Regions from separate parts of the Homo sapiens genome. Here region 1 is linked to region 2. Evidence: read pairs that join two places in POLR2A ChIA-PET (ENCODE). Cell type or tissue: PC-3. All regions are shown on one strand. Links, peaks and the distances in the headings refer to the core of each region. The heading gives the core; the rest is flanking DNA.

Region 1 (15,957 bases), core at 4,613-12,612, 61 kb before region 2:
GAAGGAATTCAACAAAATTTTGTTAAATTCATGTAGTATTTTACATATAAGAAAATTTAAGCTTATAAAAGATAAACTTTTCAAAGATTATTCAGACAGTAAACTATAGATCCAGGATTTGAATAGTGACAGAAAGTAACTAATGGTGACAGTAAGTAATAAATCAGATGTTTTATTTAAACTTTTATTTTGTGAATATTTATGTGACCTGGTATTTGCATAGAGATTTTAAATTCATCTTATTTTCATAGAAATCTTCTGGAATTTGGTGGTCCTGTATTTCAGACAGTCATGCTAGCGCGTCTACTGGACTACATAGCTATCTAACCTTGGGTGGCCACACTGTCATCTGGTGTTAGATATATGAATTGCAAGTTCATTGTCACTATATTACAGGCTGTTAAGGAAATAATCATAATTTTCTAAACTTTACATTCATCAACTCATTTAATCGTCATAACAACCCTATAAAATAGGTTATGTGCCCATTTTATGGATTAATTTACAGAACCACAACATGATTCCAGGCTATCCAGCTCCTAAAGTTACTTTCAACTCTTATATTCTACTATTTCTCTAATGTAGGAGCATTCAAGATTTTTAGATTCAGGAATCCACTTCTGAGTTAGCCAAATATATTTTTATTAGATAACAATAGTATGCAAGAGATTTGACTAAAACATGAATCAAGTACAAATAGACAGAAAAGTTATTCATGGTTATTTTCCTTTGTTCTTAATTCTTAATAATGCTCTACTTATTGGACACAGATTCAGGGAAAGTAAACTTTAAAAGCACAGAATGAAATATTGAATTTTTATATTAGTTTTCTAGATCTGCCAAAACAAAATACCCGACTGGGTCGCTTGAACACAGAAATTTATTTTATCAGAGTTCTGGAAGCTAGAGGTCCAACTTCAAGATGTTAGCAGGTTCCGTTTCTTCTCAGGCTTTTCTCTCTGCCTTGTAGATGGCCACCTTCCCACTGTACCCTTATACAGCCATCACCCCTTGGTTTTTGTGTGTCTGTGTCCTAATCTCTTCTTATAAGGACATCAGTCATATGGATGAGGGTCTACCCATATGACCTTGTTTTACTTTAATTATCTCTTTAAAGGTCCTGTCTCTAAGTACAGTCTCATTTTGAGGTACTAGGAGTTAGGACTTCAACATATGAATCTGTGGGGAACACAATTCAGCCCATAAGAAATTTTATTCTAAAGGACTATCATCAACCAGATCACTCTATTTCAATAATGTCTAAGGACCTCTGCTTTCTTACTCTTTGCTATGGTTTCAACGCTTTTGTTCCCTCTAAAACTCATTTGTTGAAAACTTAGTTTCCAATGCAATAGTGTTGGAAGGTGAGACCTAATAGGAAGTGTTTAGGTCATGGGATCTCCACCCTCATGAATGAATTAATACCACTATAAAAAGGGCTTCTTCGAATAGGTTCTCTTTCTCTTGTTTTTCTGCCAAAAAAGAAGTTCCTCCTTTCTGGAGGATACAACATTCAATGCACTATATTGGAAGCAGAAAGACCAAGTCTTAACCTCCTAACACCTACATCTGAACTTCCCAACTTCCAGAAATGTGAGATAATAAATTTCTATTCATAATAAATTATCTATCTGTTATTGTGTTATAGTGGTACAAAACAGATTAAGATGCTCTTCTACAACCTGCTTATTTGATTTTATGGGGTTATAAACAAGTCCATTAGCTATCTAGCTAATGCTGGAAGGAGGGTAGTATGGTTTGGCTCCATGTCCCCACCCAAATCTCACCTCGAATTGTAATCCCCATAATCCCCACATGTCAAGGGCAGGACCAGGTGGAGGTAATTGGATCATGGGGGTGGTTTCCCCATGCTGTTCTTGTGATAGTGAGTGAGTTCTTACAAGATCTGATGGATTTATAAGCGTCTGGCATTTCCCCTGCGTGCACTCACTCCAGTCTGCCACCCTGTGAAGAAGGTGCCTGCTTCTCCTTTACCTTCTGCCATGATTGTAAGTTTTCTGAGGCCTCCCCAGCAATGCGGAACTGTGAGTCAATTAAACCTCTTCCCTTTATAAATTACCTAGTCTTGGGTATTTCTTCATAGCAGTGTGAGAATGGACTAATACAGAGGTGAAACTGAAAACTATTATACTATTTACTCACATAATTTTCTTCTTCATTTCTTAGTATTTTACTGCTGATCCAAGTCAGAAAAAAAATCAGGTATTTCACCAACTATAATGAAGCCTACTTTTTAATATTTATCATCACTAATTCAACAAGCAATATGCAAGAATTCACATGTGATACTGTTGTAAAATAATGAGCCAGCTGGAAACATCTACTTTTTTATGTTTAATTTCCATTTTTTCTTTGTTTCGAATTTTTTATTTGTGATTATTGGGGTACATGTACAGGTTTGTTACAAGGGTATATAGCATGATGCTGAGGTTTAGGATTTTATTGATCCCATCACCCTGATAGTGAACATAGTATCCCACAGAAAAATTTTCAGCCCTTACCCACCTCACTGCCTCCCCTCTTCTGGAGTTGCTAGTGTCTATTCTTCTCATGTTTAGGTCTGTACGTACTTGATGTTTAGCTCCCACTTAAGAGAACCTGCAAGTTTTGGTTTTCTGTTTCTGTTAATTTGCTTAGGATAATGGCCTCCAGCTGCGTCTGTGTTGCTGCAAAGAACATGATTTCATTCTTTTTGTGGCTGTGTAGTATTCCATGGTGTACATGTACTACATTTTCTTTAAGCTACTGTTGATGGGCACCGACATGGTGATTCCATGTTTTTGCTATTGTGAATAGTGTTGTGACAAACATATGAATGCAGGTGGGTTTTTTTGTAGAACAATTTATTTCCTTTGGGTATTAATCCTGTTAATGGGGTTGCTGGGTTTAATGGTAGTTCTATTTTTCGCTCTGTGAGAAAACTCCAAATTTCTCTCCTTGGGGGCTGAACTAATTTACATTCTAACCAACAGTATATAAGTGTTCCCTCTTCTCCACAGTCTTGCCAACATCTGTTATTTTTTGACTTTTTAATAATTGTCTTCTTTTGAGAAGTGTCTGTTCATGTACTTTGCTTCTTTTTAAATGGGGTTTATTTGTTTTTCACTGGATTATTTAAGTTCCTTATAGATTCTAAATATTAGACCTATGTCAGATGCATCATTTGCAAATCTTTTCTCCCATTCCATTTATATTTATATATAAACAGAGCAAATGAGTCTTAAATATTCTCTCAATTCATATGTTGTCTGTTTGTGTGTGTATATAAGTTTTTAATATATATAAGTATATATATTTATATATAAACAGAACAAACAGGTCTTACATTTAAATCTTTAATCCATCGTGAGTTAGTTTTTACACACAGTAAAAGGTAAGGGTCCAGTTTCATTCTTCTGCATGTGGCTAGCCAGCTAGCCCAGCAATATTTATTCAGTAGAGAGTCTTCCCTTATTGCTTATTTTTTTCAAGTTTGTCCAAGGTCAATTGGTTGTAGGTGTGTGGCTTTATTTCTGGAGTTTCTATTCTGTTCCATTTGTCTATGTGTCTATTTTTGTACCAGTACCATGCTGTTTTGGTTGATGTAGCCTTGTAGTATAGTTTGAAGTTGAGTAATGTGATGCCCCTGGCTTTATTGTTTTTGCCTAAGTTTGGTTTGGCTATTCAGGTTCTTTTTTGGTTCCATATAAATTTAAGAACACTTTTTTTCTAATTCTGCAAAAAACGACATTGGTAATTTGATAGGAATAGTATTGAATCTATAGATTGCTTTGAGCAGTATGGACATTTTAATGATATTGATTCTTCCAATAGCATGGAATGTTTTTCCATCTGTTTGTGTCATCTGTGATTTCTTTCAGCAGTGTTTTGTAGTTCTCCTTGTAAAGATCTTTCACCTCCTTGGTTAGATGTAATCCTGGGAATTTATTCTTTGGTGGCCATTGTAAATGAGGTTCTGGTCTTGATTTGGCTCTCAGCTTGAATGTTATTGGTGCATAGAAATGCTACTGATTTTTGTATGTTGACTTTGTATCCTGAAACTTTACTGAAGTCGTATATCAGGTCTAGGGGCCTTTTGGCAGAGTCTTTAGGGTTTTCTAGGTATGGCATCATATTGTCAGTTAAGATCAATAATTTCACTTCCTCTTTTCCTATTTGGATGACTTTTTCTCTTGTCTGATTTCTTTGACTTGGACTTCCAGTAATATGTTTAATAGGAGTGGTGGCAGTGAACATCCTTGTGTTGTTTTAGTTCTTCAAGGAGATGCCTCCAGCTTTTGCCTGTGCAGTATGGTGTTGGCTGTGTGTTTGTCACAGATGGCTCTTGTTATTTTGAGGTATGTTCCTTCAATGCCTAGTATTTTAAGGGTTTTCATAATGAAGGGATGTTAAATTTTATTGAATGCTTTTCTGTATCTATTGGGGTGATCATATAGTTTTTGTTTTAACATTCTGTTTATGTGTTGAATCACGCTTATTGATTTGTGTATATTGGACCAACCCTGCATCCCAGAAATAAAGCCTACTTGATTGTGGTGAATTAACTTTTTGATATGCTGCTGGATTCAGTTTGCTCATGTTTTGTTAAGGATTTTTGCATCTAAGTTCATGAGACATATTGGTATGTAGTTTTCGTTTTGCATTGTGTCCTTTGCCAGATTTTGGTATCAGGATGACACTGGTTTCATGGAATGAGTCAGAGAGGAATCTCTCCTCCCCAGTTTTTCAGAATAGTTTTAGTAGGATTGGTACTCGCTCTTGTTTATACATATGGTAAAAATTGATTAGGAATCCATCTGGGGTTCCAGAACTTTTTGGTTGGTATATTTTTTATTACTGATTCGATTTTGGAACTCGTTATTGATCTGTCTAGGGTTTTGATTTCATCCTGATTCAATCTTGGATATGTGTTTCTAAGAATTTATCCATTTCCTTTAGATTTTCTAGTTTGTGCACATAGATGTGTCAGTAATAGTCTCTGAGGATCTTTTGTATTTCTGTAGGATCAGTTGTCATATCACCTTAGTTATTCCTTATTGTGCTTATTTGGATCTCTCTGTTTTTCTTTGTTAATCTAGCTAGGAATCTATCAACCTTATTTATCCTTTCAAAGTACAAACTTTTCATTTTGTTGATCCTTTGTATGTTTCTTTGAAGGACTCAATTTCATTTAGTTCTGCTCTGATTTTAGTTATTTCTTCTACTGGCTTTGGGATTTGTTTCTACTTGATTTTCCAGTTCCTATAAGTACAATGTGAGATTGTTAATTTGAGATCTTTCTATCTTCTTGATGTAGGTTTTTAGTGCTATACACTTTCCTCTTAACACTGCTTTTGCTATATCTCAGGTTTTGGTATGTTGTATGTCTATTTTCATTTGTTTCAAAAAGTGTTTATGTATGCCTTATTTTTATATTTACCCAGAAGTCATTCAGGAGCAAGTTGTTTAGTTTCCATGTTTTGAGAGTTTCTCTTGGTGTTGATTTTCATTTTTACTATGCTGTAGTCTGAAATGCTTGGTATGATTTCAATCTTTTTTGAATTTACTGAGATTTGCTTTGTGACAAAGCATGTGGTCAATCTTAGAGTATTTTCTATGTGCACATGAGAAAAAAGTATGTTCTGTTGTTGGTGGGTGGAGTATTCTGTAGATGTCTATTAGGTTCAATTAGTCAACTGTTGAATTTAAGTTCAGAATTTGTTAGTTTTCTGCCTTGATGATCTATCTAACACTGTCAGTGAGGTGTTGAAGTCCCCCACTATTATTATGTGGCCGTTTAATTCTTTTCCTAGGTCTAGAAATAATAGTTTTAGAAATCTGAGTGCTCCAATCTTGGGTGTGTATAGGATAAATCTTGTTGAATTGAACCCTTCTTCATTATGTAATGCCCTAGTCCTTTTTCTACTGTTGTTGATTTAAAAAGTCTGTTTTATCTGATACAAGAATAGTGACCCCTGATCTTTTTTTCCATCTGCATAACAGATCTTTCGCCACCCCTTTACTTTGAGCCTATGTGTGTTATTACATGTACTATGGTGATATGTGTCTTTTGAAAGCAACAGAATGATGGGTCTTTTTGTTTGTTTGTTTGTTTTTGTTTTCTTTTCTTTTTTAAAATAGAGACAGGGTCTTGCTATGTTGCCCATGGTGATTTCAATCTCCTGAGCTCAGTCAATCCTCCTGCCTTGGCCTCCCAAATTCCTGGGATTACAGGCATGAGCCACTGTGTCTGGCTGGGTCTTGTTTTTTTAATCCAATTTGCCACTCTATTTCTTTTCAGTGGAGCATTTAGGCTGTTTACATTCAAGGTTAATACTGATACGTGGGGATTTGTTCTTGTCATAGTGTTGTTAGCTACTTGCTTTGTAGTATCAATTGTGTAGTTGCTTTATAGGATCCATGGGCTATGTGTTTATACATGCTTTTGTGGTAGTGTATTGTTCTTTTGTTTTTATGTTTAGTACTCCCTTAAGCATCTCTTGTAGGGCTGGTCTGGTGGTGGCCAATTCCCTTAGCAATTGCTTGTCTGGAAAAGAGTTTATTTCTCCTTCGCTTACGAAGCTTAGTTTGGTGGGATATGAAATTCTTGCCTGGCATTTATTTTCTTTAAGAATGATAAAAATGGGCCCCCAATCTCTTCAGCCTTGTAAGGTTTCTGCTGAGAAGTCTTCTGTTAGTCTGATGGGTTTCCATCATAGAAGTGCACTGTTAGTCTGATGGGTTTCCTATCATAGCCTGATATAGTCCTTTTCTCTAGCTGACTTTAAGACTTTTTCTTTTGCATTGACCTTGGATAGTCTGATAACTATGTACCTTGGAGACAGTCATTTTGTATAGTAGTTCATGGAGTTCTCTGGATTTCCTGTGTCTGCATCTTGACCTGTCTAGCAAGACTGGGCACATTTTCATGAATTATATCCTCAAATGTGTTTTCTAGGTTGCTTACTTTCTCTTCTTCGCTCACAGGAATCCCAATAAGTCATAGATTTTACCACTTTACATAATCCCATATTTCTTGAAGGCTTTGTTTTAAATTCTGTTTTCTTTATTTTTGTCTGAGTTGATTTGAAAGAGCAGTCTTTGAGCTCTGAAATTCTTCTGCTTGGTCTAGTCTGTTGTTAAGGGTTCAAACTGTATTTTGAAAAATCATGTAGTAAATTTTTCAATTACAGAAGTTCTGTTTGGTTATTTCTTAATACAGCTATTTTATCTTCCAAATCCTGCATCTTTTTTCTGTTCTCCTTGTGTTGAATTTCAACTTTCTCTTGTATCTCTTTTAGTTTTTTTGTCATCAATATTCTGAATTATTTATCTGTCATTTCAGACATTTAATGTTAGGATCCATTGCTAGGGAGCTAGTGTGATCTTTGAAGGTGATGAAACACTCTGGCTTTTTGTACTTCTGGAGTTCTTATGCTGGTTCCTTCCCATCTGAGGGAGCTGACACTTCTTTTTCTGAATTGTTTATAATTTAGATGGAGTTTTTTGATATTTTATTCCTTTTTTGCCTTGAGGTTATGACTGTGGTGGATGTTGTGTATGATCTGTTAAAACTTCAGACAAATTAAATTTAGCAGCGTTTAACTGAGCAAGAAAAAACAAACAAACAAACAAACAAAAACCTATTCACAAATTCGGCAGCCTCCAGAAACACAGCAGATTCAGTGAGACTCCAGGGATGCCTCATGGGCAGAACAAATTTATAGACAAGAAAAGGAAAGTGACATACAGAAATTGGGCGTGAGTTACAGAAATAGCTGGACTGATTGGCGTTTGCCTTATTCTAACACAGTTTAAACACTTGGCAGTGTATGAGTGGTTGAAGTATGACTGCTGGGATTGGCCAAGACTCAGCTATTGTTACAGGTGCATACTGCTAAGTTAGGTTGTCAATCTTGTCTACCTATTAAGTTAGATTACAGTTCATCCACAAGGTCTAAACTACAGAAGTATGGAGTCCTTCTCCGGCCGTATTAACTCTGTTTTAACAGATCGATTAGCTTTGTTTCTGGATGCTGTTATGGGAACAGGGCTCTGTAGAGTTCCTTGGTTGCAGATAGCTTCATATGATGGGTTTTTCAGACTTGCTTGGTGTAGCAATGTATTCTTATTTGGTGGTGTAATTCAGGCTGCAGTCCAGTAGATGGTGCTTAAGAGTAAGAGATGAGCTGGCAGGAGGCTCTTAACTCTGCTTATGCACGCCTTCAGCAGGGGTGGAGGCAACAGAAAAGCACGAGTGCCCTCCCACCTCTTCCCCATACCGTTTGTCTTCATCGGGGGTGGAGCCCCTGGAAAAGCCTGAGAGGCACCTCTTTCACCCTACACTCCCTGGGACCCAGCAGGAAGAGGCGCTGCTATGTCCACGAAAGTACACTGGGGAGGCTGTCTGGAAGTGAGAGATGACCCCCATCTCCAAGTCTGTTCCCAGGCTTTGGTGTTGTGCCCTTTGGTGGCTGTCACAGCACTCATAGTTCCTTTGACCCCAAAGGGACTTTGGCGGGCTGCACTCCCCCTTCGCTTAGTGGCAGTTCACACGGAGGGTTAGATCTCCAGGTGAGTGGGGTCCACCTCCCTCCTACTCCTTGCAGCTGGTGAAGCACTCTCCCTCAACTGACCAAGGAAGCAGTCTGAGGCACCCATCAGTGACCCACACAGACCTGCTTCAGGTCGCAAAGCTGTCCCTGGCTGCAAGTCATGCTGCTCAGGAGAAACGCAGTAGGCTTCTGCAATTCTCCTCCCATTCCAGTCTTGGGATGAGAGAGAGCTTAGTTTCAGCACCCACTGCTAGGCACTCTCCAAACTCACTGCCCATTTCCGGCTGTGGGGACCTTTCCCTCGCTCCAAAGCAAATGCTCCAATCTCTGGCCCAAGACTAAAATGCCTGCCGTGGCTACCATTGCCAGGTTACCAAACAACGACCGACTTTGTATGAGCCCAGATTTAAAAAAGTATCCTCGGCCGGGGGCGATGGCTCAAGCCTGTAATCCCAGCACTTTCGGAGGCCAAGGCAGGTGGATCACCTAAGCTTAGGAGTTTGAGACCAGCCTGGCCAAAATGGTGAAACCACATCTCTACTAAAAATACAATAATTAGCTGGGCATGGTGGCGGGCGCCTGTAATCGCAGCTACTGGGAAGGCTGAGGCGAGCGAATCGCTTGAACCCGGGAAGCGGAGGTTGCAGTGAGCTGAGACCGCGCGATTGCACTCCAGCCTGGACAACAGGAGCAAAACTCCGTCTCAAACAAAACAAAACAAAAAAAGTGTCCTCTCAGTCCCAGGTCTGGAAAAATGCCTGCAGCTTTTCCCAGTGTCTTTCCCTCTCGGTATCTCAGCCTCTCCCCAAACTAGCTCCCGGGCTTGGCAGAAACAGGGTGCTCTCCCTTGGCCTGGGCTGCACAGATCACTAGCGGAAAGGCGAAACGCAAGGGGAGACTGGCTGTTCCTCTCACATACTAGGGCTTCACACATTATCAGCAGAACGCCGACGTGGGGGCTGCTTGCCCACCTTCTCCACAGAGTCTGGGGTATCCTTTGCTATTCTAGTGAACTGCTGCTTCCCTTCCTCAATTAAAGCTCACAGAGTTGACCTTTATGCACTATGTTGCTAATTCCAAGCGGAGGAAGCCCGCTGAAAGCCTCCAATCTGCCATCTGGGGCGCTCATGCTCCACCAGCCATGTTGGGTACCTCCACCTCCTCCACGCAGGCCGCAGGCCAGTGTGGCTTCCTCCTGGCCCGTAGGCCCCCCACCCCTGTGACTTGGACCCAACCAAGGGGCAACTCCAGCTCAGGGATTGCAGGGCTGGGAGGGGGCTGCACGCAGTCTGTGCAGGAGCCTGAGGGCCAGAGGGGGCAAAAGAGGAAAGTGTGTCACAGACTGGGAGGGGCAGGGGAGAGACATTTGCCTTATTATGTTTTAGTTATTTCTCCTAAAATTAATATTTCTGTATTTGAAAGGTTTCAAATAGAACAACTCACCTTTACAACATCAGGAAACATGATTACTACAGATCATTAATCTAATGTCAAAGCACATTTAAAAAAATGAGTAGGGCAAACATTCTTAGATCAACTTTTAATGCTATACTAATTATTTTCTTAATAGTTTATATCTTTAAAATACCTTGCAATTTACATGGCCATTTCTCAGTTTCTTCTAATCTTCAAAACATAATCTGAAGTATTCCTGTTCTCATTTTACAGCTGAGGAAATTGAGGCTCAGAAGGGTGTTTGCAACGTGTCCAGGCACATAGTTAATAAGCAGCAGAGCCCAGATTGGAACCATGTCTGATTCTAATGCAGAGTCAACCTATTTTAAAGGCTTTCCTAATGTTCATGCTAATATCAATTTCTAAATTAACTTTCTTTCCCAAGAGATACCTTCATGAAAAAAGGATTTCATGGTCAAGTTGTTGGTGGAGGGAAATATTGCCCATTAAATTTGCCATTAAAAGAATCACAGACATCATTTTTCAAGGCTGCAACGACTCCTGCATTAATGAAGCCTTTTAACTTTGTTAAATCTAGGCTTATTCCTTGATTCCACCGATCACTCAACTTTTTTTTCCCCAGTAATTGCTACTAACACCAAGAGGACCTACATTAATAACTTTCTAAAAGAACAGCTTATTATCAACCATTCAAAAGGCCTGGGTGCTACCAACACTACCTGTGGGCAAGCAGTATTTCAGATGTGAGTTTAGCAAAAATTAGAGCCAGAAAGTAGTCTTGAAATAACAGAAAATGTATGCCTTTGTTCTTTAGTTCTAAGTTAAAGGACATGGTACACTATAAATGCCATAAAAGTAAGAAACATTTCTAAACTTTTATCTGAGACATATAGTGCAATCCACTATCAAAAAATGTGTTAGATGCACATTTATTTCTCAAGTCAGTTTAACCATAAACAATGGTTTATAAGAAAACTGAACAAGTTAAGTCTACTTTCCTTCTCAGTAAGCAGCACAGCACTGGGGTATTCTGCTGCAGAAAGATCATTTGAAAAACCTGCTTTATGATTAAGGGACTTCTCAACATCATCACTTAATCACTTGGCCAATATCCCATATAGAGGCATATTTTCTTAAAGGGCCACTTGCAAACCAATGATATATTAGAGAGTATTTAAATATATTTGAAAATAAATTATCTTGCAAGTGGAGAGAGGAATAATTATTTTCTATGGTAATTTTCTGACAAATCAATTCTCTTTCTGTTTTCTCCCTCTTTTCTATTCATTTATTAACCTATTTTTATTGATCCAAATTCTTTATTTCAGAACTATATAGTAAAGGAATATCAAGAGCTGAGCAGAATGGGTAGAAATGGATAAGGGTCATTTACATCTTCTTTAGTGCAACAAAAGCACTAGGACATTTGGACAACCTCAAATATAATCCCTCATATAGATGCATATTAATTTGGCAGATTCTGCTCCCCTCCTCCCCACCAGAATGGAACAGAAAAAATCCAAGAATCTCTTATTACAGCACATTTCAGTCAAGTCTTTTAGATAAGTATTTCATATTGGTAGTAGATTGTATTCTTGGCTCCATGAATCTTCCTTGAGTAACTGCTTGTGATAAAAAGTCAAAAACAATTTTGAACAATTCAGTTTGCCTCTAAACATTTAGTTCTTGCTTGCATGAGTGCCTAAATATACATGCCCACCCGCCCAGCACCACAACTCCCTCACGCACATTTGCCAAATTATTTCTCTTTCCAAAAACTGAATTCCTTTGGTAAGAAAATTTGAAAACCCAGCAGTCAGACAGAAAGTCTGAAAACAACTAAACTACTTGTAAACTACTAAATTATAGTGAACTTGGATTTAATCCTACAGTTTGCACTCTACTCTCATCCCTAAACCTTGAAATTTCACCTTGCTGTAACTGATGTAACTTTGTTCCTGAGGAAGGGGCACCTAGCCTATTGTAAACTGCTACCCTTGAGTTGCTTTCATAGTGGCAATTTTTACTGATGGTCAGCTTGTATTGTTGGAGCAAATAAATGCTAACAGCAGCTAAGGCTGAAATTTCATAAATGGCCTTTCACTTTCTTCCTTGAATTAGCCTAAGTGGTATCCTTTCACCTGTTCTGCAGTATTGAGGAAAAATATTATTTTACTTTTCTGATGTGCTTTGCAATTTGCCAAGCACTCTCTCATATATTATCTTATTGTTGCTTATCTCACACACACACAAACACACACACACACACACCTGGCAAAGCATGAAAAGCAGATGCTATTCCCAGTTTTACCAATGAGGCAACTAAGGTTAAAGGAGGGTAAGTGGGCCGGGCGCAGTGGCTCACGCCTGTAATCCCAGCACCTTGGGAGGCCGAGGCAGGCGGATCACGAGGTAAGGAGATTGAGACCATCCTGGCTAACATGGTGAAACCCCATCTCTACTAAAAAAATACAAAAAAAAAAAAAAAAAATTAGCCGGGAGTGGTGGCGGTGCCTGTAGTCCCAGCTACTCAGGAGGCTGAAGCAGGAGAATGGCGTGAACCCGGGAGGCAGAGCTTGCAGTGACCCGAGATCACGCCACTGCACCACTGCACTCCAGCCTGGGCAACAGAGCGAGACTCCGTCTCAAAACAAAAAAGGAGGGTAAGCGATTTGCCCAGGGTTATGTACCACTACAGAAAAGGGATAAGACAGACAAGACACCCAGATTCTCATTCAGTTCTCTTCCCATTACCACACTACAGTTAAAGAGTTAACTGGCTAGCCACATGCAGAAAACTGAAACTGGACCCCTTCCTTACACCTTATACAAAAATTAACTCATGATGGATTAAAGATTTAAATGTAAGACCTAAAACCATGAAAACCCTAGAAGAAAACCTAGGCAATACCATACAGGACATAGGGATGGGCAAAGACTTCATGACTAAAACACCAAAAGCAATTGCAACAAAAGCCAAAATTGACAAATGGGATCTAATTAAACTAAAGAGCTTCTGCACAGCAAAAGAAACTATCATCAGAGTGAACAGCCACCTACAGAATGGGAGAAAATTTTTGCAATCATTCATCTGACAAAGGGCTATAACCAGAATCTACAAGGAACTTAAACAAATTTATAAGAAAAAAACAAACACCCCATCACAAAGTGGGCAAAGGATATGAACAGACACTTCTCAAAAGAAGACATTTATGCAGCCAACAGACACATGAAAAAATACTCATCATCACTGGTCATTAGAGAAATGCAAATCAAAACCACAATGAGATAACATCTCACGCCAGTTAGAATGGCCATCATTAAAAAGTCAGGAAACAACAGATGCTGGAAAGGATGTGGAGAAATAGGAATGCTTTTACACTGTTGGTGGGAGCGTAAATTAGTTCAACTATTGTGGAAGACAGTGTGGTGATCCCTCAAGGATCTAGAACTAGAAATACCATTTGACCCAGCAATCCCATTACTGGGTATACACCCAAAGGATTATAAATCATTCTACTAAAAAAAGATGTGTCTGAAAAGACACATGGACACATATGTTTATTGCAGCACTGTTCACAATAGCAAAGGCTTGGAACCAACCTAAATGCCCATCAATGATAGACTGGATAAAGAAAATGTGGCACATATACACCATGGAATACTACGCAGCCATAAAAAAGGATGAGTTCACATCCTTTGTAGGGACATGGATGAAGCTGGAAACCATCATTCTCAGCAAACTAACACAAGAACAGAAAACCAAACACCACATGTTCTCATTCATAAGTGGGAGTTGAACAACGAGAACACATGGACACAGGGAGGGGAACACCACACACCAGGTACTGTTGGGAGGTTGGGGGCTAGGGATAGCATTAGGAGAAATACCTAATGTAGGTGATGGGTTGATGGGTGCAGCAAACCACCATGGCACATGTATACCTATGTAACAAACCTGCATGTTCTGCACATGTATCCTAGAACTTAATTATTATTATTATTATTTTTGGGACAGAGTCTTGTTCTGTCGCCCAGGCGGGAGTGCAGTGATGCGATCTCGATCTCGGCTCACTGCAAGCTCCGCCCCCCGGGTTCATGCCATTCTCCTGCCTCAGCCTCCCCAGTAGCTGGGACTATAGGCACCTGCCACCACGCCCACCTAGTTTTTTGTATTTTTTAGTAGAGATGGGATTTCACTGTGTTAGCCAGGATGGTCTTGATCTCCTGATCTTGTGATATGCCTGCCTCGGCCTCCCAGGAACTTAAGTATAATTAAAAAAAAGAAAGAAAAGAAAGAGTTAAGATGTAAGCTGAATAAATAAAAAACAAAAATGAACTATATTTCTTGAATGAAGACTATTGGTATCCAGTCAAGTTACTTGAATTTTTGTATACTAACTAAATACTGCTTTTAATTTGGAAAATACGTCTTCAGTTATTTGTATCATGAACTACAAAAATCCCTAAGAACTATAGCCACGTAGCAAGGTTTGAAAGTTAAACATAAATAAACCTGAGAGAGAAATGTACAAAGGTTGGGCAACTTGAATTCTTTTTCTAGTTTTGTCAGTGACTTACGTGTTTCCTCTCTGGGTGTCGACTGTCTTATCTGTCAAGTAAGAACAATAATACATACTTTGCTAACTTCCCAGGGCTTTTTGTAGAACTCAGCAAAACAATTTATGATGCAGCTAAAAAGAATGTCTCCATACAAATAAAGGGCCAGCAGTTGATTTGCTTGACTGCTTTAACGTTAATTTATTTATTTTAGAGACAGAGTCTCACTCTGTCACCAAGGCTGGAGTGCAGGGCATGATCTCGGCTCACTGCAACCTCTGCCTCCCAGGTTCAAGCAATTCTCCTGTCTCAGCCTCCCAAGTGGCTGGGATTACAGGTGCCTGCCACCACTCCCAGCTAAGTTTTGTATTTTTACTACAGACAGGATTTCACCATGTTGGCCAGGCTGGTCTTGAACTCCTGACATCAAGTGATCCTCCCATCTCAGCATCCCAAAGTGCTGGGATTACAGGGGTGAGCTACTGTGCCTGGCCAGCATTTTTTAAATTGTGTGTTTTATTTCTGGTAAAATGTATAAAGTTCTGAAAATGTAATTACATAACTTTATGTTCCTTCCTGATCTTCTAATGACTACCCTCATCTATGATTTTGCTTCTACTTTTGTTTCTCATAAAGTTGTCATGGAAGGTGAGATGTACACACAAAATATTTAGTGGCTCATTTTTAGTGTGATAAGAATGAATCAGGTCACTAGAACTTATCAAGTCTTTAAAAAATAATAATAAATCAGGAATCAAAAGTTTGGCATGTTTCAATCCAAACAGATTTTGTTACAAATTAGTCTCTTCCAACTGAAAACAGAAACAAAACTAGGAATATATTCTGTGCAGTTTTGGCAATTAGCTTATTAGTAATACAAGTAGAACAATGGGTCAATGAAGCTGTCTTCTCATTCATACTAGTTCAATGTCATATCTAAAAGCTGGCAAGATTCCAGAAAGGTAAAATAACTTTATATATGGATTACAAAAGCCTGTTAGTGAGACTACTCATTTTTATAATACCAATTGTTAAGCTCTAGTTAGATGCAAAAAGCACTGTTCAACTTTCAAATGCTTAGCCTGGAGAGCCTGGGGTGTTTGCCATTTGAGAAAACTTAGAAGTAATTTGATACATAGCAATTTTCCAAATCTTGAGACTTTTCAAGGGTAGAAATGGTAAATGTGGAATTACAAGTTTGTTAAGGAAGTTATATAACAGGATATTGACATCATGGTGTCTACTTTCCTTTTTATTATTTTAAGTCATATTTACAGCTACTTTAAATTTTATTTATTTCCTTTAATTTTACTTAATTTACTTTGCAGAATATTTTTGAGAATAAATATTGTCTCTTAATCTAGAATTTGAGTATTGAGACTCAGATAGACTTAAAAAAAATAAATTGGTTATCATGTAGCTAGCA
Region 2 (15,957 bases), core at 3,299-11,298:
AATCTACATTAAATTATTCTAAACAAGTTAAAACTTTGTATTATTTGGCTGAGTCAAGTCTTGAAGCTGGAAATATTATTTGCTTGAGAACTATGTATGCAAAATTTTATTTTTTTCCATTACAAACCACATTTTCATTATAAATTACTGCAAATATGTTTATAATTGTTAGTTATATTTTTGGTGATTGAAAATACCTGCCTTCTGTCCACAGTTTTTGTATTTATGAGGCCTAAAGTAACAAAGCAAGATAATATTTATTGAACTGATTCAACACTCTGAAAAAAAAAAATCCAAAGTTTCTCTTACAATAAAGATTGTCATATGAAAAAGTTAGGGAGATAAACCCAAAGTTGTCCTCTCCTCAATTTATAAAATAATCTCAGGACACCAGGGAAGCATATAAAAAGACCTTTTGTTTTAAAACTATGAATTTACCAAAAATAGAACTGATTTATGTAAACTTGGGCATAATTTTATCTGAAGAGTCAAACGATTTAAAAAATAACTTATCCGAGAAAAATAATTTTAGAGTTGTCTTCAAATAAATTCTCAGACCGTCATGAAAATCTAACCTAATTGCAGCAAAGAGAATCACCATAACATACTGAGAACAGCTGAGCTTGAAGAATTACTTTGATAGATACAAATGGTGACTCAACTCCTTCGTAACATACTAATCTTTAGTGCTTCTTCTGGTATTTAAAAAAATTTATTATGAATTTATTTAAGTTACAAGGACATGGTGAGAAATGTCTTCAACTATATAAACAATACACCTGAAATACATACACCATGTAAGGAGGAGAAATGACCATCTACAATACTGTTAACACTTGAGTTTTCTTTTCGGCTCAACTCTCAGGGACTAATTTTTCATTCCCAGTTGTAAAATATTTAGTATATATAATGGAAACAGTAGAGGGGTGAGATTAAATAAGCAATGCAATGGCACAGACATGGTTATGCTAAAGATTAGACAAAGCATTGTGTATTTAGCCTCTGAGTAGGTGATACATTTAGATATACTGACAGCCCACCTTGAAAAGTGCTTATAGCTGCCATAAATATCTTAAAGTCTTGTATTCACAGCTAATTGTTAAAAAGCATACTTACAAAACCAAAACATTTTTATTATGCAAAATAAAACTTGTCTTTTACAGAATAAAACTTAACCTTTTTCATTTGCTAAATGAAAGAAATTGTCAGGGAATGAGTCCTGTTTCCTAAGTAAATGTTTCCTAAAGGCCTAAAGACGTATTCGTAAAGTCTGAGATATTTTCATACTCTTCTAAAAATAATTTTTAAAATCACAGATTCATACAATATACCTAAAATTGTCTATATTATATATCTGATCAAATATATAGTTCTCTTTCATGTTGAAGAAACAAGCTAATTGTTAACACGTATACAAATACCTATAGGTAAGTTGTACAATTGTATGAATTCTCAGTTTTTCAAAATCTATAGGTTTTCCTGTACTGTCTATGAATATTAGGAAAGGGACAGTTATTTTAACCATTCTTATACATGTGTATTTATAAGTTAGGCTTTTTGAACTTTTTTTTCATAATCTTTATCTTTTTCATGTATTTAATATTTTCCTGCTTTCAAACTTTATGTAGTCCACGGTTGGAATACCTGATCTACTCCAACCTCCTCTTTACAATATCCAAATAATCTTGTACTGAGTTGAAAAAAGGTCCAAAAGTGACATCTGGAACTTTGTTCTTCTAACATAGTCCTGATCTCAATATGTTTTGCCACTTACCCCTTTATTATCAATCCAATTCTCTGCTTAATTGCATTTTAGTTAATTGAATTCTTGTTACACCTTTATTTTTATTCTCCTATAATGAAAAGACCCATGTCCCCCAAAAGAACAACTACATATATCTTGACCTCTAAACATTATTTTCAAAATACTTTTGCATAAAGTAAAAAGACTTGCAAAAAATTTTATATAAGACCGTAATTCTTTATGTGTTACTCTCCACATATTTCCATATAGAGATGGCAGATGCAAAACAGGTGTTCAATAAATGCTTAATTGATTTATTCCATACTGTTTTCCATTCTTTAGTTTGTTCACATATTATTATTCTCTAAGAGTATCAATTCTTAAATTAAAAAAAAACTTTACTACCTTCTTATGGCAGTGAAATACTCTGTATGCTACTATGATGATACATGTCATTATAAATTTGCCCAAACCCATATGTACAACACCAAGAGTGAACCCTAATGCACTATGGACTCTGGGTGATGTGTCAATGTAGGTTCATCAGTTATAACAAATGCACCATTCTTGTGGGGGACAATCATAATGCGGGGGAGGACGTGCTATGTATGGAGGCAGGGGCATATGGGAAATCTTTGTACCTTCTGTTTGATTTTGCTGTGAACATAAAACTGCTCTAATAAATATAGTCTACTAAAAAAAGTCACTGTAGTCAAACTATTAGAAAATCAAATAATGTGATCAATACAACCATAAAAACCTTAAAATATAAATTCATAATTACCTAATTTCCTGTTTAAAGTTACTGGTTTTCCAAGGACATGAAAACCAACTACCTTTTTATCCACCAACAGACATTTTAAAAGTATTTTTTCAATATTATAAGAAATTGATTCTTAAGAATGACTTACCTGAGGGATAACAATATCTGCTAATGCCTTCGAAAGCCTATATAATTCCATTGTGTTTTCTAATTTCAAGGAACCATTATGCTGGACATCATATTTTATACAGTCATATATGTCAGGGATTTTACTAATATCATATCTTCCATTCTTTGTTTTAAAGTCTTTCTCTAACTTGGACCATCTACGTAGCATAAGCTCCAATGTTTCACTATGGTAAAGCTGAATATCTAAAACAACATAACATTTTTAGTTTATGCAACTTAAAAATCTGATTTAGAATATATATTAATATGTTAATAATTAGAAACTTTTTAAAGTGTCAAAAATACAACTGTATGAAGTTAGAGAGTTACTTTAGGCATACGCTACTAGCAACCATATATCTTTTAGACTTAAAGGGTTAGGAACTAGGCTTAGACTTTTTCCATATATTATAGACTTTAATAACAATAAGAAGAAAAAGAGCAACAATTTTAACAAAGCTCTTTTAAGCTCATATATTTTCAATTTTCAATACTGTTATTCTTATTAGACTCACATAACTAAGTGAATAGGCAGACTAGCAGAGGAACATTAGACATTAAAAATAGTCCAAATGATCCATTTTCTGCCAGAAAAAAACCCAAGATGCCAAAGTTGTCTGAGTTACTAACCAAGTAAGCTTTGGGGCCAGAGCCTAGATCACTTTCCTGTTGCTTGCTCCTTCTTATTACCCTGTCTACTCACTGCTTAACTATATAGCAATGCTGCATAATAAGATAATCAAATGAGAATATTTTATTTTCTCTTTCATGCTGTCATGGATAAAAACCACTATAACTTAGCCATTATTTTTTTGCTTGATATACATTAACTCATACTATACATAGCTCTCAAGAGAGGCTTGATTTCTTACAACAAGATTGGTGCATCATATATTAAATGCTTAATTGAATAGTAACTTTTATTTGTTCTATGCTCTAAGAAAAACATATTTACCTGATGATTTAGGATCTTCCATTCGATGTCTGATTTGAGAAGTCAAACTCTGAATTAAGGAATAAACTTTATCACAGGTCTTCACAGGGTTTTTAATTAAATGCATTGATTTGATAAGAGAAATGCTTCCAGATGGAGTAAGCTACAAATGAGTAAAGTATATATTTTATATCTGGTTATGCCTAATTGTCTAAGAGAACAATATATATATACAAAATTTTCCAGTAGCTGGAGAATAATTCCATAGCAGAAATTAAAATGACCACAAAATACAGTTGACCCTTGAACACCACAGGTTTGAACTGCAAAGGACCACATATATGCAGGGTTTTTCCCTAAAAGTTACACCAAAATGTACTGTTTCTCCTGCCTCCCCTTCCACCTCCTTCACCTCTTCCACCCTTGAGACAGCATGACTAACCCCTCCTCTTCCTCTTTCTTTTCAGCCTACTCAATGTGAAAATAAAGATGAAGACCTCTAAGATGATCTATTTCCCCTTAAGGCATAGTAAATATATTCTCTTCCTTATAATTTTCTTAATAACATTTTCTTTTCTCTAGCTCACTCTAGAATTTTCTTAATATTTTCTTTTCTCTAGTTCCCTCTGTTGTAAGACTAGAGCATATAATACATATACAAAATACTGGGGAACTTCCAGAAAGTATGTGGAAAAATTGAATTAAAAGATAAAAGTAAAAAACTTTATTTCTCAACCTAAGGTCTGTCAGGGTCAAGACACTTTTGTAAGCGATGATACCAGCCATTTAGTCTATTCCTAAAATATGGAGGATCCTGGGAATTTACCCACGTCAATGCAGACTTTTTACATTATTAACTGAAGAAAAATGAGTGCCCCTTAAATATTTTTTTAAGATTAGGAAACAAACAGAAGTCAGAAGGAGCCACATCAGGACGACAAGGTAGATTCCTAATGATCTCCCACTGAAACTCTTGCAAAACTGCCCTTGTCTGAGAGGAATAAGCAGGAGCATTGTCATGATGGAGGACTCTGTAGTGAAGATTTTGTGGGTGTTTTCTACTAATGCTTTGGCTAACTCTCTCAAAACAATCTCATAATAAGCAGATGTTATTGCTTTTTAGCACTCCAGAAAGTCAGCAAGCAAAATGCCTTGAGCGTCCCAAAAAACTATTGCCATGACCTCTGCTCTTGACCAGTCTGCTTCTGCTTTGACTGGACCAATTCCACTTCTTGGTAGCCATTACTTTGATTGTGCTTTATCTTCAGGGTCATCCTGGTAAAATCAGTTTCATCTTCTGTTACAATTCTTCAAAGAAATGCTTTGGGATCTTCATCCCACTTGTTTAAAATTTCCATTGAAAGCTCTGCTACTGTCTATAGCTGATCTGAGCACAATGGTTCTGGCACTCTAAGCAGAAAGTTTGCTCAACTTTAATTTTTCAGTCAGAATTGTGTAAGTTAAACCAACTGAGATGTCTATGGTACTGGCTATTGTTTCTGCTGTTAATTATTGGTCTTCTTCAATTAGGGCATGAACAAGATTAATTTTTTCCTTGCAAAATTGATGTGGATGGTCTGCCTTTGAGGGCTTCATCTTCAACATCATCTCGTCCCATCTTAAAACGAGTTATCCATTTGTATACTGCTGATTTCTTCGGGAAACTGTTCCTATAAACTTTTTGTAAAGTGTCAATGATTTCACCATTTTTTTCACTTAAGCTTCACCATAAATTTGCTGTTTGTTCTTGTTTCAATTTTAGCAGAATTCATGTTGCCCCTCGCAGGGGCTCTCTTCAAACTGATGTCTTACTCTTGTTAGTGCCTCAAACTAAATCCTGTTCAGACATGTCATAACAAGATAATACAAGATTATTTTAGTGTAAAAAAAAGTTGAAATTTGTGTATAGTTTTTTCATAATGAGCATTCATATATGTTCATTGTTCACATTATTGCTAAGGCTTCCAGTCAAAGGTAGGCTTAACTTGGTAGTTAAGTTTTTGCAGAGTCAAAAGTTATACACGAATTTTTTTACTGTGAGGGGGACTGGCACTTCCAACCCCAACATTGTCTAAAGGTGAACTGTATAGTAATGAGATCAAGGAGGAAGTAAAAGACTCAGAATTCATGTTAAAAAATATTAAACCTTAGCTGTCTTATCAATAAAGAAAATTTAGCAGCAACACTCTAACTTAATGGAATTTGATGACAATCTGCTGACTCTGTTAACATGTGTAAATATGGTTCTGACCACTTGACATATATTTACATGTAATAACTCTAGGCATCTATTATTATCTTTTCCCAGATGAGTGACTTACCTGAGGTTAAGCTACTTGCTTAAGATCAAACCACTAGGATGTAAAGGAGTAGGACTCAAATGCAGGTAGTCTGGCTACAGACTGGTGCTCTAAACCACTATCCTGTTATGCCTTTGTAATGAATTTGTAATGAATTTTTTTGAATAAAAGCCATCAATAAAAATATAGTTCCACATTCCAGTTTTGACATTTAGCTTGGCAAGTTATTTAACCACATTAAGTAAGTTTCTACAATATAAAAAATGTCAAGTGCAATTCTACTTCTGGTTATAATAAACTAGGTAGTTTGGACCAATATATCCACTGAAGGGAAGTAAAAATTCTGGGCAAAGAATATCTATATGTATGCTTTAAGGAATCTGTGAAATAACAAGGTGGTAAAGAATTATGGAAGCAAAACTCAAAGGTCAGTGATCCAGAAAGTGAGCCTAGAATTTAAGGCTGTTTCTCCACTGGAAACATTTATATTTATGAATATAATAAATGACTCCAGTCAAAAGAGTGCATAAAGGAAAATATACGGCCTAGGGTGCACATTTTGTAAAAGACAGAACATTAATAACTTAGTAAGTATTCACCTGGTGTTATTAATTTCGAGAATCAGAAAAATAGCAAAATAAAACTAGAGAGGTAGAAGAAATAAAATATTAAGCAATGAGAATTAATCAAATGGAAAATAAGCATATAATTCAGAGACCTAACAAATCTTAACAATGGTTCTTTGAAAGGACTAATAAACTAATCAACCATGGTGAAACTGATCAAGAAGAAAAGGAAAAAAGTATAATGTTATGAAAGAAAAAGGGAAATCTCTATAGATCCTACACAAATTACAAAGAAATTATGAACAAACTTCTAAAAAATATAATTTAATAATATTGACATAAACATAACTGAGAAGTACTAAACTATTCTGAATTCCATAATTAGAAACTTTCCCACAAAGAAAACACCCACAGGATTTACCATACTATTTACTAGTAAAGCTTACTAAAAATTTAATGAAATATTTGTACATATACTATTCTCCTCAAATAGGAAGCATTCCCTAACTAATTTTACAAGACTAGCATAATCCTGACATTGAAATAAGACACAACAAAAATAAAAAAGTAAAGGCCAATCTGACATGAACATAGATTCAAAATTCCTAACCAAAATTTCAGCAAACTAAAATCAGTGATATGAAAGAAAAAGATCATACATGGAAAAGCTGAGGATATTCTAGAACCAAGGTTAGTTTCACATTCAAAAAACTGTAAGATATAATAGATGAAAGAAAATATGATAAAATTCAGTACGTTTTTATAATGGAAACTCAGCCAAATAGAAACAATGAAATTTCCTTATTTTGAAGGGCAGCTATATAAAATATCTACAGAAAACTTTATATTTAATGTACAAGTGTTACTAGAAATGCTACTTTTATTTAATATTATTTTGAGGGTCCTACCTATGGAAAGCAAGAAAAAGAATTTTTAAAAAACAAAGATTGGAAAAGAAAAAAAGTATAGATGTGCAGTTAAAGAATGAAACAAATCTAGATAAATTATTAGAACTAATGAGTTCGACAAGGTTGATGCCTATAATCTCAATATTTTAAAACTAATTATATTTCTATATAGCAACAACAGAGAATAAAACTTTTAAAGAGGGCCCATTTATAATTGCACAATATCAATCACCTTAGCCTAAATCTAACAAAGATGCACAAGAACTCTGTGAAGTAAATTATAAAACATTATTGAAAGATATTAAAGAATATCTAAATAAATGAGCTACACTACATTCACAGATTGAAAGACTAGAGAAAAAAATGTAAATTTGCACAAACTACAGATATCATACAACCTAAATAAAAAAATCCCAACAGTATTTTTGACCAGCTTGTTTTAAAATTTATATGAAAATGCAAAAAAAAAAAAAAAAAAAAACACTTGAAGAAGGATCCATTTGGGGTGTTGGGAGGTATTATTCATTGGCACACGGATCAACAAACAGAATACAGGGTCCAGAAACAGATCACACATATATAATAAATATGGTACTTCTGAGTAATGGGAAAGAATAGTCTTTTCAGTATGTTCTGCTGGGACACCCAGATGTATATATAGTTGCAGGGGAAATAACAACCTTGACATTCTTAGCTCATAGCACACACAAAAGTCAATTTTATCTGATATACAGATAAATGTGAAGAGCAAAACAGTAAGTTTATAGAAGATATATATATCTTATGGCCTCTTCTCCGAAAAAGATATCTTAAACAATATATTAAAATGCATTGACCCTAAGGGGAAAAAAATGAACTTGGAAATCATGAAAAACTATAACTTTTGCTTATCAAAAGATATTATTGGCTGGGCATGGTGGCTCATGCCTGTAATTCCAAAGCCTTGGGATGTCAAGGCAGGAGGATCACTTGAGGCCAAGAGTTCGAGACTAGCCTGGGCAACACAGTGAGACCCAGTCTCTACAAAAATTTAAAAAGTTAGCTGAGCATGGTGGCGTGCACCTGTAGTCTCAGCTACTCAGGAGGCTGAGGCAGGAGAATCACTTGAGCCCAGGGGTTTCAGGCCACAGTGAGCTATGATCACACCACTGCACTCCCGCCTGGGTGACAGAGCAAGACATTGTCTCTACAAAACAAAAAAACAAAAAAAAAAAAAAGAAAACACATCATGACATCATTAAGGCTCAGAGTAGGTGGTGTTAACTTTATGTTATCTACATGTAACAAAGAACTCATATCCAGAATATATAAAGAACTTCTACCATCCAAGAAGAAAAACATAGACAATTCACAGAAAAAGGACAAGAGACTTGTCCTCATTCAAGAGGATATCTAAATGGTCAATAGACATTGAAGCCACAATAAAGTAAATTCTAGGTATATCCACCAGAATGACCAAAATGGAATCATCTGAGAATCCCAAGAATGGAGAATATGTGGAGCAATGACAACTATCATTGACCTCTGGTGGGAGTGTAAATTAGCTCAATAGCATTAGAAAACACCAAAGGCAGTGGCAACAAAAGCCAAAATTGACAAATGGGATCTAATTAAACTCAAGAGCTTCTGCACAGCAAAAGAAACTACCATCAGAGTGAACAGGCAACCTACAGAATGGGAGAAAAGTTTTACAATCTACTCATCTGACAAAGGGCTAATATCCAGAATCTACAAAGAACTCAAAGAAATTTACAAGAAAAAAACAAACAACCCCATCAAAAAGTGGGTGAAGGATATGAACAGACACTTCTCAAAAGAAGACATTTATGCAGCCAACAGACACATGGCTCATCATCACTGGCCATCAGAGAAATGCAAATCAAAACCACAATGAGATACCATCTCACACCAGTTAGAATGGCAATCATTAAAAAGTCAGGAAACAACAGGTGCTGGAGAGGATGTGGAGAAATAGGAACACTTTTACACTGTTGGTGGGACTGTAAACTAGTTCAACCATTGTGGAAGACAGTATGGCGATTCCTCAAGGATCTAGAACTAGAAATACCATTTGACCCAGCCATCCCATTACTGGGTATATACCCAAAGGATTATAAATCATGCTGCTGTAAAGACACATGCACACGTATGTTTATTGTGGCACCATTCACAATAACAAAGACTTGGAACCAATCCAAATGTCCATCAATGATAGACTAGATTAAGAAAATGTGGCACATATACACCATGGAATACTATGCAGCCATAAAAAATGATGAGTTAATGTCCTTTGTAGGGACATGGATGAAGCTGGAAACCATCATTCTCAGCAAACTATCGAAAGGACAAAAAACCAAACACCGCATGTTCTCACTCACAGGTGGGAACTGAACAATGAGAACACTTGGACACAGGAAGGGGAACATCATACACTGGGGCCTGTTGTGGGGGTGGGGGTTGGGGGGAGGGAAAGCATTAGGAGATATACCTAATGTAAATGACGAGTTAATGGGTGCAGCACACCAACATGGCACATGTATACATATGTAACAAATCTGCACGTCGTGCACATGTACCCTATAACTTAAAGTATAATTTAAAAAAAAAAAAGAATGAAAAGACAAAAAAGAAAAAAAAAACAGTTTGACATTACCTGCTAACATTGTAAATAAGTATACCATGGTCACAATAATTCCACTCCTACAATATACCCAAGAGAAACGTATGCTCATTGCACAGGTGCCATACCAGGATATTCATGGCAACTTTAATCCTAACAGTCCAAAACTCTAACAATAATAGAAAGCATATATAAATTGTAATATGTTCATAAAGTAGTACATGGATCAACAAACTATAGCCTGCAGGTCAAATGTGGCCTGTTACACAGGCCATGAGCTAAGAATGGTTTTTACATGCTTAAAAGGCAGTTAAAAGAAAACAAAAACAATATGCAACAGAGACCATATTTGGACTGCAAAGTCTAATTTTTTTAAATAAAATATTTACTATCTGGCCTTTTACAGAAAAGTTCTGCCAACCCTGAAATGGAATACAGCAAACACAGCAATGATTATTAACTAACTATGACCATTACTTAATATGGTTGAATTTCACAAATAAAATATTAAATAAAAGAAGCCAAATATAAAATAAAACATGTTCTATGAACCTTAAAAAATAGCCAAAGTAAATTAATACTGTAGAGCCATTATAGAAAACAGTATGAACATTGCTCAAAAAACTGAAGACAGAAAAACCATATGATCCAACAATCCCAATACTAGGTATACAGCTAAAGGAAATGAAATCGTATATCAAGGAGATATTTGCATTCCCATTTTTATTGTAACACTGTTCACAATAGATAAGATCTGGAATCAACCTGTCCAATAACAGATGAATGAATAAAGAAAGTGTAGTATATATACAAGATGAAGTATCATCATCTAGCCTTAAAAAAGAAGGAAATCCTATCATTAGCAACAACATGGATGAACCTAGAAGACACTATGTTAAGTGAAATAAGCCAGGCACAGAATGACAAATATGTATAATCTCACTTATATGTAGAATCTAAAAAAGTTAAACTTAGAGAAGCAGAGTAAAATGATGGCTACCAGAGGCTGGAAAAGGAAGGGGTTGGGAAGATGTTGGTCAAGGGATACACAATTTCAGTTGGACAGAAGGAATAAGTTCAGGAGCTCTATTGTACAACATGGTGATTATAGTAATAGCAATATGTTTTATCCTTGAAAATTGCTGAGAGTAGATTTTAAATGTTCTCATCACAAATAAATAAGGATGTGAGGTAATACATATGTTAATTAGCTTAAGTTAGCCATTTCACAATGCATATATATTTTAAAACATGTTGTGTCATAAACATATATAATTTTAATTTGCCAATTAAAATCAATAGATTTAAAGTTAGAAAAAAGCCAAAAATTAGACTACACTGGTTAGAGACTATACTTATTATTCAAGTAAGTATTCTGGATATGAAAAGAATATAAAAAGTCAGGACAGTAGTTTTTTTGAGGAGGTAGGGAATGGGTTGCGATTGAAAAGGGGCATACAGAAGCCAAAGTTGTTCCAATGTTCTATTTCTTTACCTGGAGGATGATAACATGTGTATTTGCTTTATAATACAATAAGCTCTACATGTATGTTTTATGCACTTATCACTTTTCTGTGTGTGTGTAATATTTCACAATATAAGAGTTTGCTAAGACCCACCTTTTCATAATCTTCAGCAGTAAAATCTCTGTCTTTCTGAAGTATTTCATGAAGCCTTGCCTTCACACGTTGCTGACAACTGCTCAGAGAGTCACTATCACTATCCAAAAGACCGTTCATATTTGCACTTTTCACCATTTGAACAAGAATGGGTGTAAGCTCTCCTTCCAAAGCTAAAAGCCCCTAAGCATATTAAATAAAGAAAACACGAATTTAAAAAATTAATACGTAAAATAATATTTTGTTACATACTGATTTTCATAAAGTATAAGTTAAGTTTATCATAAATAAACTTTATTAATACTACAGTTCATTATTGTCATTTTAGAGTTTTACTTGAAAGTTCCAAATACAGAATTTTTAAATATTCCTTGGTTAAAAAAATTTTGGTTTTTTTTTGAGACAAGGGTCTGACACTGTTGCCTGCGGTAGAGTGCAGCGGTGTGATTTTGGCTCATTGCAGCCTTGACCTCCTGGGCTCAGGTGATCCTCCCATCTCAGCCTCCTGAGCTGCTGGGACTACAGGTGTGAACCACTACACCTGGCTAATTTTTATTTTTTTAATTTTTTTGCAGAGACAGGTTTCGTCATGTTGCCCAGGCTTGTCTCAAACTCCTGGGCTCTAGTGATCTGACCACCTCAGCCTCCCAAAGTGCTAGGATTACAGGTGTAAGCCACTGCGCCCAGCCAAAAATGTTTTAAGATACAATATTAGATTAAAAACTCTAATAATTCTAAAAAAAAATTATTTATACCTTTGCAAAAGCAGCTGCAGTCATCTGGACTCGTCCTTCATCAGAGGCATATATTTTGAGGTCATGTCTGTAGGTGCTATGTAATCTAAGTAAACCACAACCAGGAAATCCTGCATAATCTCCTGAAAATAAATCCTCAAATCACTTCAGCTATATTTTCATTTCATTGTATTTCTATAAATGTTTAATAACATCACAAATGAGGATTTCAAAATACAATTTATGAAATTAGTCAAATTAAAGAAAACTCTAAGATTTACCTTGACCTCCAGGATACATACACCTGAAGGCTCTTCCAAGTTCTTCAGCCTGGACCCTGCCTGCAGGAGTTAATTCACCTCCCCATTTTAGAACCAAAAGTAAAGATGGTTCTTCTCTTCGGCTGTCTATGACACATATGAATGAATAAAACAAATGTTAAGTTTATTTCTTTAAACAGACTTAAGATTCATTTTTTTCTCTGTGCTCTCTTCTGCAGTGAAATATGGCCCATATGTAAGATATTTTCTTCCTTAAATGCTGTTGCATGTATGTTCCTTAATGCCGTTTGTAGGCAGTTGCTTCTGTAAGGAATACTCCCTTGCTATACCTGTTTAAATCTTACTGAAATTTGAAAATCTCTCTCATACTTTAGAAAAATGGCTCCCAATTTTCTTCAGGGATGTAATGTTTCTCCCTTGCCTGCTCTCATAGTAATTTTTTCATTGTACTTAATTTAGTTGTGCTATGTCTGCTGGATTAACAGCTCCTTGATGCCCGAATCCAGGTTTTATCTGCCTTGCTATCAAGCACCCTTTGCAGTGCTGTCCCATGAAAGAAAATACCTTAGTTGAAGTGAAGAAGATATATATATTTTTTTGTTTTTTTTTTTTGAGACAGAGTCTCGCTTGGTCGCCCTGGCTGGAGTGCAATGGCACGATCTTGGCTCTACAGGCGCCTGGCTAATTTTTGTATTTTTAGTAGAGACGGGGTTTCACCATGTTGGCCAGGCTGGTCTCGAAATCTTGACCTCAGGTGATCCACCCACCTCGGCCTCCTAAAGTGCTGGGATTAAGGCGTGAGCCACTGCGCCCGGCCAGATACATATGTTTTTAAGATTGGAAATCGGTGATTTGCATCATTTTTAGGAAGATGTGAGATGACAGAGCCTAACATTTATTCTAATTTAAATTTTATGCAATCTAATAAATTTTACGCAAACAAAAGGTATTCAAGAGCAGCTTTTTAAATTTGAAATTGTGGAATCTCTGCATGTTACACATCAGAGTATTTTCTTGAACAAAGAAAATACCATAAGTTAATGAGTTTCTGTACTTAATTTTGACCTACTCCTTTTCATGGTATTAAGATCTGTGTTGGGTTCTGAAAAAAAAAGTAATTCAAAAATAAGCATTATAAGCACTAAAAGAACTTAATAATCATTCTTTAAAGGTGAGAGGAAATCACCCCTTCCCCTGCAGCAAGTTAGCGGTTCTGTGAGCTTTGTCATGTAGACCAATATTAATTTATGGAAAGAAAGTTAGTTACCTAACTTTTTAAATTATTTGCTTATAGAATGTTTTTGATGATAAATACTAAGATATAGAAAATTAACCTGTATTACTATTAACCACAAAATGTGATAAGAGCAATATATCAAATGTTAAACTAAATATATAAAGATTATTATAAATATGTGTCTGCATTTAAGATAATCATTAATTTTTGCTACTATAAATAATACCACTATGAATATCCCTATAGATAATCTTTCCCTGAACATCTGATTACTTCTTTGGGTTAGATCCTGATAAGCAGAATTCAGGTCAAAGCATAAGTACATTTTCTGAAGTTTTTGATATATTGCCAAGTTACTTTTCAAAACACTGTGCCAATTTATACTTCTACTATAGACTGAAATCCTGTCTCAATGAATTCTCATCAGCACACTTTATTACCAGTTTAAAACAGAAACGAAGAAAACACTTTGCCAATATGATAGGCAAGACAGATTATTATTACTATCATTATTATTTTATTGGTCATCTGCATTTCTCTATGAAATGACTTCCCCAATCCCTACCCTTTTCTTTTGTAAGGTAAATGCATTTATGAATGTGGATACTGACTGCTCTTAGGAGACCAAACTTGTTTAAAGACTTACTCTGGTTTACTGGGTGGAAGAAAATACCCATTTATTTTAGAAACAGGTTAATTGTATATTTTTTCAAAGTCTTTTTGTACTTCTTGGCCTTTCTTCTTATATACTCTGCCCTCTACTATCAAAAGGTGATGTAAGGAGCCCATTAAATAACACTTAGTTATAAACAAATAAGTTTTCCGAAACAATCCCGCAGTTAAAAGGAATTCCTATGCAGTTTTCAGAACAATAAAATCTATCCTTTGTTTAAAGAATAGGTAATTTTAAAATTGTATCCTTTATTTAAAGAAAAGGAAGCACAGCTAAGATAATTCCACTTTATTTTTCCTCACCATGCCATTCCCTAAACTACTAAGCAAAAGATGGTCCAAAGGTAATCAACAGTGAATAACAAGTTACTACATATAAAACTACTGTATAAGCATTAAGAATAACATACCCTCCTCTTCACTAGATGTTTTAGGACAACCATGAGGGAGATAGGTCAACTGAACCTTACGATTTATTCCAGAAAAATGACCATACCTGAAAAATAAAATGATAAACAGAATAGAACATGTAGGGAAAAACTAATTCTCACATATTCATGCTCCCTTTTATTTGTAACCGCCTGTTTAATTCTTCGAAATATTCTATCAAAAAAAAATTGTACCATATATAATCATTCTAACCACATTAAAAACAAAAATGTTTTTCTAAAAATTACAGGCGTGGGTGCCATGGCTCAAGCCTGTAATCCCAGCACTTTGGGAGGCCGAGGTGAGTGGATGACTTGAGGTCAGGAGTTCGAGACCAGCCTGGCCAACATGGTGAAACTGTCTCCACTAAAAATACAAAAATTAGCCAGGCATGGTGGTGTGTGCCTGTGGTCCCAGATACTTGGGAGGCTGAGGCATGAGAACTGCTTGAACTTGGGAGGGGGAGAGGTTGCAGTGAGCTGAGATCACACCACTGACTCCAGCCTGGGTGACAGAATAAGACCCTGTCTCAAAAAAAAAAAAAAAAAAAAAAAAAAAAAAAAAAAAAAGACAACTCTGAAGAGATAAAGTACAGAAATATGTAAAAACACAGATGTATGTGTTTTAAGAAATAAAGGAAATAAGATTGTAAGAGATTAAAAATGTAAAGCTGTAACAGGAATATTGGTGGGTATCCATTTTACTTGATTAAGGCAAAATTCAAATTTTTTATATTTAAACTGCAATGAATCTATGGTCAAGTTAGCAATGTGGCCTTCATTCTAAGCAGTATTTCACAGAAGACACAAATTTGATGTCCTTGTTTAATCTTCTCACCAAAATTAAAACTAAAGCTAAAACCTTCAATACAGCAATCTATTTTTTTCACATTAGATTTTCCTTCATGTCTCAACTATAGTAACAAAGAGTAAAAAGATCAGACTGTGAAAGTAATTAAAATGGAAAATCACATACATAAAAA

The links. ChIA-PET counts read pairs that join two places held together with the same protein. Peaks named below come from ENCODE experiments on the same cell type or tissue, not always from the same donor. Only the 100,000 strongest peaks of a DNase experiment are listed, where the experiment ranks them.
Region 1: POLR2A ChIA-PET joins it to region 2 with 11 read pairs; 2 of 35 experiments call an interaction of 5 or more read pairs at or near these places.

Annotation. Positions count from the first base shown.
Region 1 is chr5:103,216,989-103,232,945 of GRCh38, reverse strand. No RefSeq gene overlaps it. Among named protein-coding and RNA genes, the nearest start is that of MACIR, 34 kb to the left of the region's middle. In PC-3, for the core only: a CTCF peak has its summit at 8,149 (motif pointing right); DNase peaks (open chromatin) are centred at 7,845 and 8,185; H3K4me3 peaks cover 1,137 bases; H3K27ac peaks cover 272 bases.
Region 2 is chr5:103,154,994-103,170,950 of GRCh38, reverse strand. It overlaps PPIP5K2 (diphosphoinositol pentakisphosphate kinase 2), which reads right to left. Exons shown (of 31, transcript NM_001276277.3): 14 at 14,957-15,042; 15 at 12,638-12,763; 16 at 12,378-12,499; 17 at 11,623-11,805; 18 at 3,631-3,772; 19 at 2,656-2,879. Among named protein-coding and RNA genes, the nearest start is that of PPIP5K2, 43 kb to the right of the region's middle. In PC-3, for the core only: no CTCF peak of the experiment used is centred there; no DNase peak of the experiment used is centred there.